2 separate regions of the Homo sapiens genome follow, and region 2 is linked to region 1. Evidence: read pairs that join two places in POLR2A ChIA-PET (ENCODE). Cell type or tissue: Panc1. All regions are shown on one strand. Each heading gives the region's core, and the rest is flanking DNA. Links, peaks and the distances in the headings are about the cores only.

What was found. Peaks named below come from ENCODE experiments on the same cell type or tissue, not always from the same donor. Only the 100,000 strongest peaks of a DNase experiment are listed, where the experiment ranks them.
Region 2: POLR2A ChIA-PET joins it to region 1 with 6 read pairs; 3 of 35 experiments call an interaction of 5 or more read pairs at or near these places.

What each region holds. Positions count from the first base shown.
Region 1 is chr5:179,324,958-179,329,602 of GRCh38, forward strand. All of the region lies in intron 2 of ADAMTS2 (ADAM metallopeptidase with thrombospondin type 1 motif 2), which reads right to left. Among named protein-coding and RNA genes, the nearest start is that of ADAMTS2, 18 kb to the right of the region's middle. In Panc1, for the core only: no CTCF peak of the experiment used is centred there; no DNase peak of the experiment used is centred there.
Region 2 is chr5:179,630,311-179,634,955 of GRCh38, forward strand. The region is part of intron 4 of LOC128966623 (a long non-coding RNA gene); the gene reads left to right. It also overlaps a transcript of HNRNPH1 not described here. Among named protein-coding and RNA genes, the nearest start is that of HNRNPH1, 9.0 kb to the left of the region's middle. RefSeq lists an enhancer at 2,194-2,694. In Panc1, for the core only: no CTCF peak of the experiment used is centred there; no DNase peak of the experiment used is centred there; H3K4me3 peaks cover 652 bases; H3K27ac peaks cover 529 bases.

The sequences.
Region 1 (4,645 bases), core at 252-4,251:
AGCCCATGAGGCCCAAGGAGTCTCAGCTTCTTCAGCCACCCGATCACACCCCGACACACACTAGGCCCTGGTTCCTTCAAGTCCTTAGGTCATTTTCAGATTCAACTTCAGCCAAGACAAATGGTCCCCTCCTGCACCTGCCACAGGCACTGTTTCCAACGTGGGCAGAGTTGACAGTTGATGGGTGTGTGTGATCTTTCGGAGCTCCTGTCCCAGGCCCACAGGATGAACGGGAAGGTGGACATGGTGGGTAGAGCAAGCAGGAAATGATGATGGTCAGGAGGGGCCTTGAATGCTGGTTCTGGGGGCCTGTGCTTTACCCTCAAAGTGGAGGAGCCATGGGGAGCATTTCGGGTGGGGCACGGAAGGGAGACCGCGTGCTTATCATGGGCAGCTGGAAGGGAGTGGGAGAAACGGGGGCAGGGAGAAGACAGGGCAGATGTCCTGGAGACAGAAGGCAATGGGGACCCATAGCTCCTCCTGACACATCAGCCTGGCTTTCCTCTGGGGCCCATCCTCTCCCCGACCCACTCCCAGAGGGTCAGAGGACAGACGCCAGCCCTGGAGCCACAGCAGTCCTGTGACGAGGCCTGGCCAGCCGAAGTCCTGCTCCGCTGTCCTGGCCATAGTGATTTGCCTGAAGCATGTGACCCAACCTGAGCCAGTGAGAACTCACCACTGGGCTCTCCCAGAAACCCTCGGGGAACCTGGGCCTCTCTCTGCCGGGCGGCTGGTGCACTGCCCAGGCAGGACCCACGGGGAGGGCGGCTGAGCTGAAACCGTGCGGGAGGCCTGGGCTGCCGCCCTGAGCCCCGCATTCCCCCTTTGGCCCCAGCCGCTTCTGCCCCGGTTTTCTGTCACTTGCAGTCACAGGAGTGTGGACCTGGGGATGGCCTGTGGGAGGGACAGGGGCACAGGCACCAGCTGCACAGGTGTGGATGGGAGGACAGGAGCGAGGCCAGCCGCCTCTGGGCCACACCCTCCGGATTCACTCCCAAAGGAGAACGGCCAGGCGGCCAAGTCCTCCCAGCTGAGGGGTGCGGAGGAAGGGATCAGAGCGCTCCCCCAACAAAGGCTGCCTCTCCGTCCTGCACATCCCCTCGCCACACTGACCTCCATTTCCCTTCTTGGGGCCTGCCCGCCACGAGACTCTTCTCCCATTCCAGACTGGAAATCTTTTCCGCATCTTGACTAATTGTTTTCAGGTGGGAAGGATTTGGTGGAGAAATGGCGTTTGTGTGTGCGTGTGTGTGTGTGTGTGTGTGTGTGTGTGTCCACCCCCAGCCGGGCAGCTGCCCCAGGAATGCTGTATTGGCGGGAAGAGCTAGAGGACCCTTGGCCTCAGCCATGTCCTGAGGGGCTCTCGGTGATGTCAGCGGCTCCTGGCCTCTTCCAGTAAACATCTGTTCTTATTCTGACCCAGGAATTCCATTTCAGAACAGTAACGGCCTCCACTGGCAACACATCCCAGGCCGGTGATGCCTGGGGCAGGGAGAGCATCCTACCCCGGCCTGTGCCCCGCCCCCGGCCCCGCCCCCCACTCCCATGCCCGCCCAAGCCCCGCCCACAGAGCTCTCAAAAGGGACAAAATCTGCACCTGGCTCCGTGTGTCCAAGCGCTTTCACACTGTGGTCCCTCCTAGCAGCGCCATCAGGAAAATATGATCTTGTAGTAACAGGCCCTTCGCTGCTCAGTGCTGGCCCTCGCTTCATTTAATCCTCATCATAACCCACCAGAGTAGTTACCGTCATCAGCTTTTACCTTTCACAGATGAGAAACAGGAGGCTCGCTCGCCCAGGGAGGGAGGGAGCAGAAAACCAAGCCCACGTGTTGGAGCGAGATCGCGTCTGACTCCAGCGCACGGGACCTTGCAGGGGCTGATGGCCAAAAACTGAAGTCATGGGAAGGAGAGGGAGAGGGAGAGGGAGAGAGAGGGGAGGAAGAAATGACCGTTCCAAAGCCCATGCAGCACTCATCTCAAAATAAGAGAAACTCTCAGGTGCCTACACAGGGAGTGAATGCGCGTGAAGCCCGCCAGGGTAATGATAGGGAGCAGCAGAGACTCCCAAGGCACCTGGAACTGTGGGACCCTTCTAGAGGGTTCCATCCTTGCTCAGCTCTAGCCCTCCAGCACATAGGCCCGGCAGATTTCCTGGTTCTCAAGAGAAACTGGAAATCTTGAGCTTTGTGAGAAATTTTCAAACACTGGAAAAGCCAAACAAAACTCATCTGTGGGTGGACATGGCCCGTGGCCCACCAGTGTGCAAACTCCGCCCTGCACAATGGGAACCCTGAAGTGCAGAAAATTATCTCATTGTGAAGGGTAAGGCAGGGACTCAAAACAGGGCTCCTCAGTCCACATTCATAGAGTCTCCAGGTTGTACCACCGAATCTACTCGCCAGCCTTCTCCTGAAAGTGTCTCACTGAACCACATCCCCCGTAGAAACTCAGGGCATCTTTCAAAGACCGCAGTTTTCCTGCCAGCCTGCAAACAACCCTGTGCATGCCCGGTGCACTGCTCCCCAACCACAGGGGACACCTAACAGACCACGAGGGACTGAGAGAGCCTCCTTGACTGAAAGGGAAGGTCAACCGCCGCCACTCATCCCCATAAAACCACAACATGGGCACATCCTGCGTTCGAAGCTCTACTTGATGCAAGAGAGCAGGGAAAGGAAAGCCGTGCCACCGTGGGGAAATGGGCCTGGGAGATCCATTCAGGCCAAGGTTTGTCCACTTTGGGTCTACCACCACCAGCATTCACAGAAGAAGCAGCACCTGGTTCTCAATTCCCTTAGAAGCGGGGCTAGATGCTCTGAAGGCATGGTTGTAGCTCCCACACAAAATTACTAAAGACATAAAACGAAAACATGTTGAAAAAGAAGAGACAATATTATGAACTGCAGAAAGTAACTGCACACGTAGAGAATCCTCACCCCCAAAAACATCCAAAAAAAGGAACCAAATAATAACAAGGAAGTTCATAAAAAGTCTAGATGCAAAATAAATAGAGAAACTCATATATCTGGGAACGCAAACATGGGAAACATCCAAGCGAGAGATTTAGGTTTGTTTTGTTTTGTTTTTTGAGACAGAGTCTCGCTCTGTCGCCCAGGCTGGAGTGCAGTGGTGCAAGCGATCTGAGCTCACTGCAGGCTCCGCCTCCCGGGTTCACGCCATTCTCCTGCCTCAGCCTCCCGAGTAGCTGGGACTACAGGCGCGCACCACCACGCCCGGCTAATTTTTTGTATTTTTAGTAGAGACGGGGTTTCACCGTGTTAGCCAGGATGGTCTCGATTTCCTGACCTCGTGATCCACCCGCCTCGGCCTCCCAAAGTGCTGGGATTGCAGGCGTGAGCCACCGCACCCGGCAAGAGATTTATTTCAGAAGGACTTTTTGTGATTATCTGTGGTTCATATTTGTGCCATTCTAGTAACAGAGAGACTGCTTTGCTAAGACATGGGAAGATGCAGGTCATTGGGAGCAAAGGATCTGAAGCAGGGGCTGTTGCCAGGAAGGGCGCGCCTTGAGGACAGCAATGCTGGGGCTTGGGCTTGCCAGGTCAACCATGGGTATCAAGTGGTTCGTGGCAGCTCTGCACATGCATGTATGATTTGCACTAATGTGTCATTTTTAACTCTGTTTTCTCCCTGGGAATAAAGATGTCTAAATTCTGAGAATATCATTAGTCTGAAAGAAGCAGGTCCCAGGTATTCTGAGTAAATAATCACCTACTGTATTATAAATTAAAAGTGTTCCCAGATAACAATCTGGTGTAAAATATAATGGAAAAGACCCTATTGACAATGGCAATAACATTCTAAGTCTCTTAGTAATAAACCTACTGGGCTATGTTTTTAAACATCTGAATCAATCTTCTTATTTCCGTGAGAAAATTAAACATCATGAAGATGTCGTTCATTTGTTCAGCAAAGATTTGCTGAGGGCCTTCTGCAAAGGGGACACTACTTTAGGCATTTTTTTAAAACCTCACGATGGTGATACTTGCCCTATCAGATGTCAGAACATATTGTCAACCAACAGCAATTAAAGACCCCTGGACTGGTGCAAAAGAAAAACAGAAAAGGCCAGGCACAGTGGCTCATGCCTGCAATCCCAGCACTTTGGGAGGCCAAGGAGGGCGGATCACGAGGTCAGGAGATGGAGACCATCCTGGCTAACACGGTGAAACCCCGTCTCTACTAAAAATACAAAAAATTAGCCGGGTGTGGTGGCGGGCGCCTGTAGTCCCAGCTACTCTTGAGGCTGAAGCAGGAGAATGGCGTGAACCCAGGAGGCAGAGCTTGCAGTGAGCCGAGATAGTGCCACTGCGCTCCAGCCTGGGCAACAGAGTGAGACTCCGTCTCAAAAAAAAAAAAAAAAACAAAACAAAACCCAGAAAGGCCAGAAATAAACCCCATATCCTCCATGAACTTCACAGATGATGGAATATACATTCCAAAGTCAAGAAGAAAGAGTGAATTAGCAAACGAATGGTGTTGAGACAACAGCATGGCAATTTAGAAAAAAATGAACACTTAAAACCAACACCTTATACAGTATAAGAAACACATTTCACTTGAATTAAAGGAGTTATATATTTAAAAATCAAGTCAGGAAAAAAGCAAAACATATAATGGAGT
Region 2 (4,645 bases), core at 294-4,293, 310 kb after region 1:
TGCACTCCAGCCTGGGCAACAACAGTGAAATTCTGTCTCAAAAAAATAAATAAATAAAAGAAAAAGAAAAAGAAAAGAAAATATGCAGATGATCCATAGGCTTGAGAAGTGTCCCTTTGAGTGGTAACCAAAGAAATGCAAATTAAATAAAATAACGCAAAGCCTTTGCAACTAATTTTCAAATTAATGATCATTTAAAAGAGTAATTAAGAGAGCTGGAAAGGATGCAGGGAGATGCCATCAAGGTACATTGTGCTTGGAGTGTAAATTGGTACACCCTCTCGCTCAGGGCTATTTGCAGTATAAATGCATACATTTCGGCCTGACGCGGGGGCTCACGCCTGTAATCCCAGCACTTTGGAGGGCCGAGGTGGGCGGATCACAAGGTCAAGAGATTGAGATCATCCTGGTCAACATGGTGAAACCCCGTCTCTACTAAAAGTACAAAAAATCAGCTGGGTGTGGTGACGGGCGCCTGTAGTCCCAGCTACTCAGGAGGCTGAGGCAGGAGAATGGCGTGAACCCGGGAGGCAGAGCTTGCAGTGAGCCGAGATCGTGCCACTGCACTCCAGCCTGGGCGACATCTCAAAAAAAAAAAAATCTCAAAAAAGAAACAAAAACAGCTCAAAAAAAAAACAAAAACAAAAATCAAAAAACATACATTTCATTAAAGCATACATTCCATTCCTACTTTTGCACTGATTTAATTACAAGATTGTTCATGGCAGCATGAAATAGGGAAGCTTTAGAAAACAATTTAATGTCTAATGAAGTATGGAATAAATTCTGGTATGAATGCATGGGGGTAGTGGGATGGGGAGGCTGTGAGGGGGAAGGAAATAAATCTTAGGTAACATAATGGTTTGTTGCCTTCCAAAGGGCCACAGGACATGAAAAGATATACGTTACGGTATATCTATGTTATTAAAATATCATGTGGTGGGAAACTAGGAAAAAAGATCTAGAAAGGATCTTTAAGATGGCGATCATGAAAAAAAAAGTTGAGAAAAAATGATCTAGGTTCCGTGTGGTGGCTCATGCCTATAATCTCAGTACTTTGGGAGGCCAAGGCAGGCACATCACCTGAGGTCAGGAGTTCAAGACCAGCCTGGGCAACATATTGAGGCCCCATCTCTACAAAAAGTTAAAAACATGCTGGGCGCGGTGGCTCACACCTGTAATCCTAGCACTTTGGGAGGCCGAGGCAGGCAAATTACCTGAGGTCGGGAGTTCAAGACCAGCCTGGCCAACATGGTGAAACCCCGCCTCTATTAAAAATACAAAAAATTAGCCAGGTGCAGTGGCGTAGGCCTGTAATCCCAGCTACTCAGGGGGCTGAGGCAGGAGAATTGTTTGAACCCAAGAATTGGACGTTGCGATGAGCTGAGTTCGCGCCACTGTACTCCAGCCTGGGCAACAAGAGCAAGACCTCAAAAAAAAAAATTTTTTTTTTAAATATTAGCCAGGCCTGGTGGCACATGCCTGTAGTTCCAGCTACTCAGGAGGTTGAGGTGGGAGGATCGCTTGAGCCCAGGAGGTGGAGGATGCAGTGAGCTGAGATCGCGCCCCTTAACTCCAACCTAGGCAAAGTGGGGAGACCCTCTCTCAAAACAAACAAACTTTAAATTTCTGAGTGATAAACAGCATCGGCCGCCTCCGGGACCTGCTCGGGTGGTACACTGCAAGCTGCGGAGACTTAAGAAAAGGGCGTCTCGGCCGGGCGCGGCGGCTCACGCCTGTAATCCCAGCACTTTGGGAGGCCGAGGCGGGCGGATCACGAGGTCAGGAGATCGAGACCATCCCGGCTAACACGGTGAAACCCCGTCTCTACTAAAAATACAAAAAAAATTATCCGGGCGTGGTGGCGGGTGCCTGTAGTCCCAGCTACTTGGGAGGCTGAGGCAGGAGAATGGCGTGAACCCGGGAGGCGGAGCTTGCAGTGAGCCAAGATCCCGCCACCGCACTCCAGCCTGAGTGACAGAGCGAGACTCCGTCTCAAAAAAAAAAAAAAGAAAAAAGAAAAGGGCGTCTCGGTTAGAGCCCGGGTATGGGGTAGCACCCCCTCCCCCGCCGCGGCCAGGCAGCACGGTCCGCCCTTGCGGCTGGGATCCCCGCGTCTCTCCGCCTTCGCTGGAGCCCCACTGTTGTGTTGAAGGAGACCGTCCTTCCGACGCCGAGTCCGGCTCCACAACCACGTAAACGAATTGTGGATTCAGACACCATGAGCGGCGGAAACAAAGGCGTCCCCACAGTGTCCAGCCGTCCGCTGAGGAGAAGGGTCTGCCCGACGGCCACCTGAGGAGGGACCGAGCACGCCCTCTCCGGTTCACGCTGCGCGCCTCCTCCAGGCGGACAACGCAGGCGGCCGGTTTTGAACTTTCCGGGTGCGAACCTCCCAAGGCTTCAGCCAGGTCACTCACTGTCTAAAGCCAAATCAAATATCTTTTTTTTTTTTTTTTTTTTTGAGACGGAGTCTCGCTCTTGTTGCCCAGGCTCAGCTTCCCGAGTAGGTGGGATTACAGCCCCACCAAGCCCGGCGAATTTTTTTTTTTTTTTTTTTTTTTTTGAGACGGAGTCCTGCTCTGTCGCCAGGCTGGAGTGCAGTGGCGCGATCTCGGCTCACTGCAACATCCAGCTCCTGTATTCAAGCGATTCTCCAGCCTCATTCTCCCCACTAGCTGGGAATACAGGCGCCCACCACCACGCCCAGCTAATTTTTTGTATTTTTAGTAGAGACGGGGTTTCACCATGTTGATCAAGATGATCTCAATCTCTTGACCTCGTGATCCACCTGCCTCAGCCTCCCAAAGTGCTGGGATTACAGGCGTGAGCCACCATGCCCAGTTAATTTTTGTATTTTCAGTAGAGATGGGGTTTCACCATGTTGGTCATGCTGGTGTTGAACTCCAGAGATCAGGTAATCCGCCGCCTCAGCCTCCCGAAGTGTTGGGATTACAGGTGTGAGCCACCACGCCCGGCCTGTTTGTTTGTTTGTTTGTTTGTTTGAGACAGTCTCACTTTATCGCCCAGGCTGGAGTGCAGTGGCACAATCTCGGCTCACTGCAAGCTCCGCCTCCCGGGTTCACGCCATTCTCCTGCCTCAGCCTCCCGAGTAGCTGGGACTACAGGCACCCGCCCCACACCCGGCTAATTTTTTTTTTTTTTTTTTTTTTTTGTATTTTTAGTAGAGACGGGGTTTCACCGTGTCAGCCGGGATGGTATCCATCTCCTGACCTCGTGATCCACCTGCCTTGGCCTCCCAAAGTGCTGGGATTACGGGCGTGAGCCACCGTGCCCTGCCTGTCCAAAAAATAAAATAAAAAGCCAGGCGCAGTGGCTCATGCCTGCAATATTAGCACTTTGGGAGGCCGAGGTGGGCAGATTGCCTAAGCTCAGTAGTTTGAGACCAGCCTGGGCAACACGGTGAAACCCTGTCCCTACTAAAACACAAAAATTAGCCAGGCGTCGCAGAGTGCACCTGTATTCCCAGCTACTCGGGAGACTGAGGCAGAATTGTTTGAACCGGGGAGGCAGAGGTTGCAGTGAGCCGAGTTCGGGCCACTGCACTCCACACTCCAGCCTGGGTGATAGAGCGAGACTCCGTCTCTAAAATAAATAAAATAAAATAAAATAAAATAAAATAACAAAGTAAGCAGTAAAACCATCCAGGCTTGGTAGTCACTATGGTGCTTTCCTCAGGGTCCCCTCCCACAGGCGGCTACTGAGGTCATTTTATCAGGCCCCCTGGGCTCACCTTTTGTTCCATCCCGCACAGGTGAGCCGTCTGGGCAGGCTTTGGCCAGCTTCGCGCAGGTGCCACTGCACAGACTCTCCCTTCAGAGCAGCGCTGGAGGACGGGGTCAGGAGTCAGTGCACAAATCCCTCCTGTCCTTGGGGCCGGGCAGCCACCGCGGCGGGGAGACCCCTCGCTAAGGAGGAGTGTTGGTGTTGCCTCTACTCGCCGGGTCGCCCAGGGCCCTTCACTTCCGAATCAACTCCCCACAGCCGCTGCTTTCAGGGGAAGCCAAGCCAAGTCACATACGGCACGCGCACTGGATCAAAATAATACACGCCTCGACATGCGCCAGACGGTATGTCTAGTATTTAAAGAGCAGGGCTGAAAATGAAAGGTCCTTACCCGGCTTCCTTGCGATTTTCCCACTGCTTCCCCGCGCCAGGGCCGCCTCCTCCGCGGTGCGCGGGAGTTCGGGGAGCGCGCGCCCCCTGCCGGCCGGCCGGAGCGCGGGGCGGGTTTCGCGCCCTCCGTGACCTGGTAGAGCTTGGAATTGCTTCGCTTGTTCTCGCCCGAGGCTACTTTGAGGTTCTAAGTGACTCCCCGTTCCCCGGGTGCCTCGCCGTCGAGAAGCCCAAAGCTTCTCCATCTCCAGCGCTGGATGAGGCTCCCCTAGTTTTCCTTCTGCCCAGATACCCTGTGCTCTCACACAGGTCGTGCTGATGGCGGGGAACCGGGACTGCCGTTGTACGTGGCCTGGAGCTCACTTCCGCTCTCCCCCTCGCTGGACCTCTGACCGCAGGTCTCTGAGTCTGTTTCTTGGAGATTTGGGATAGCTGGGAGGCCCCATGAGAGCGAGACGGTGAAGCTACCAGCAATGGGGTCTGGTTCTGATGTAGCCATTGACCCCAG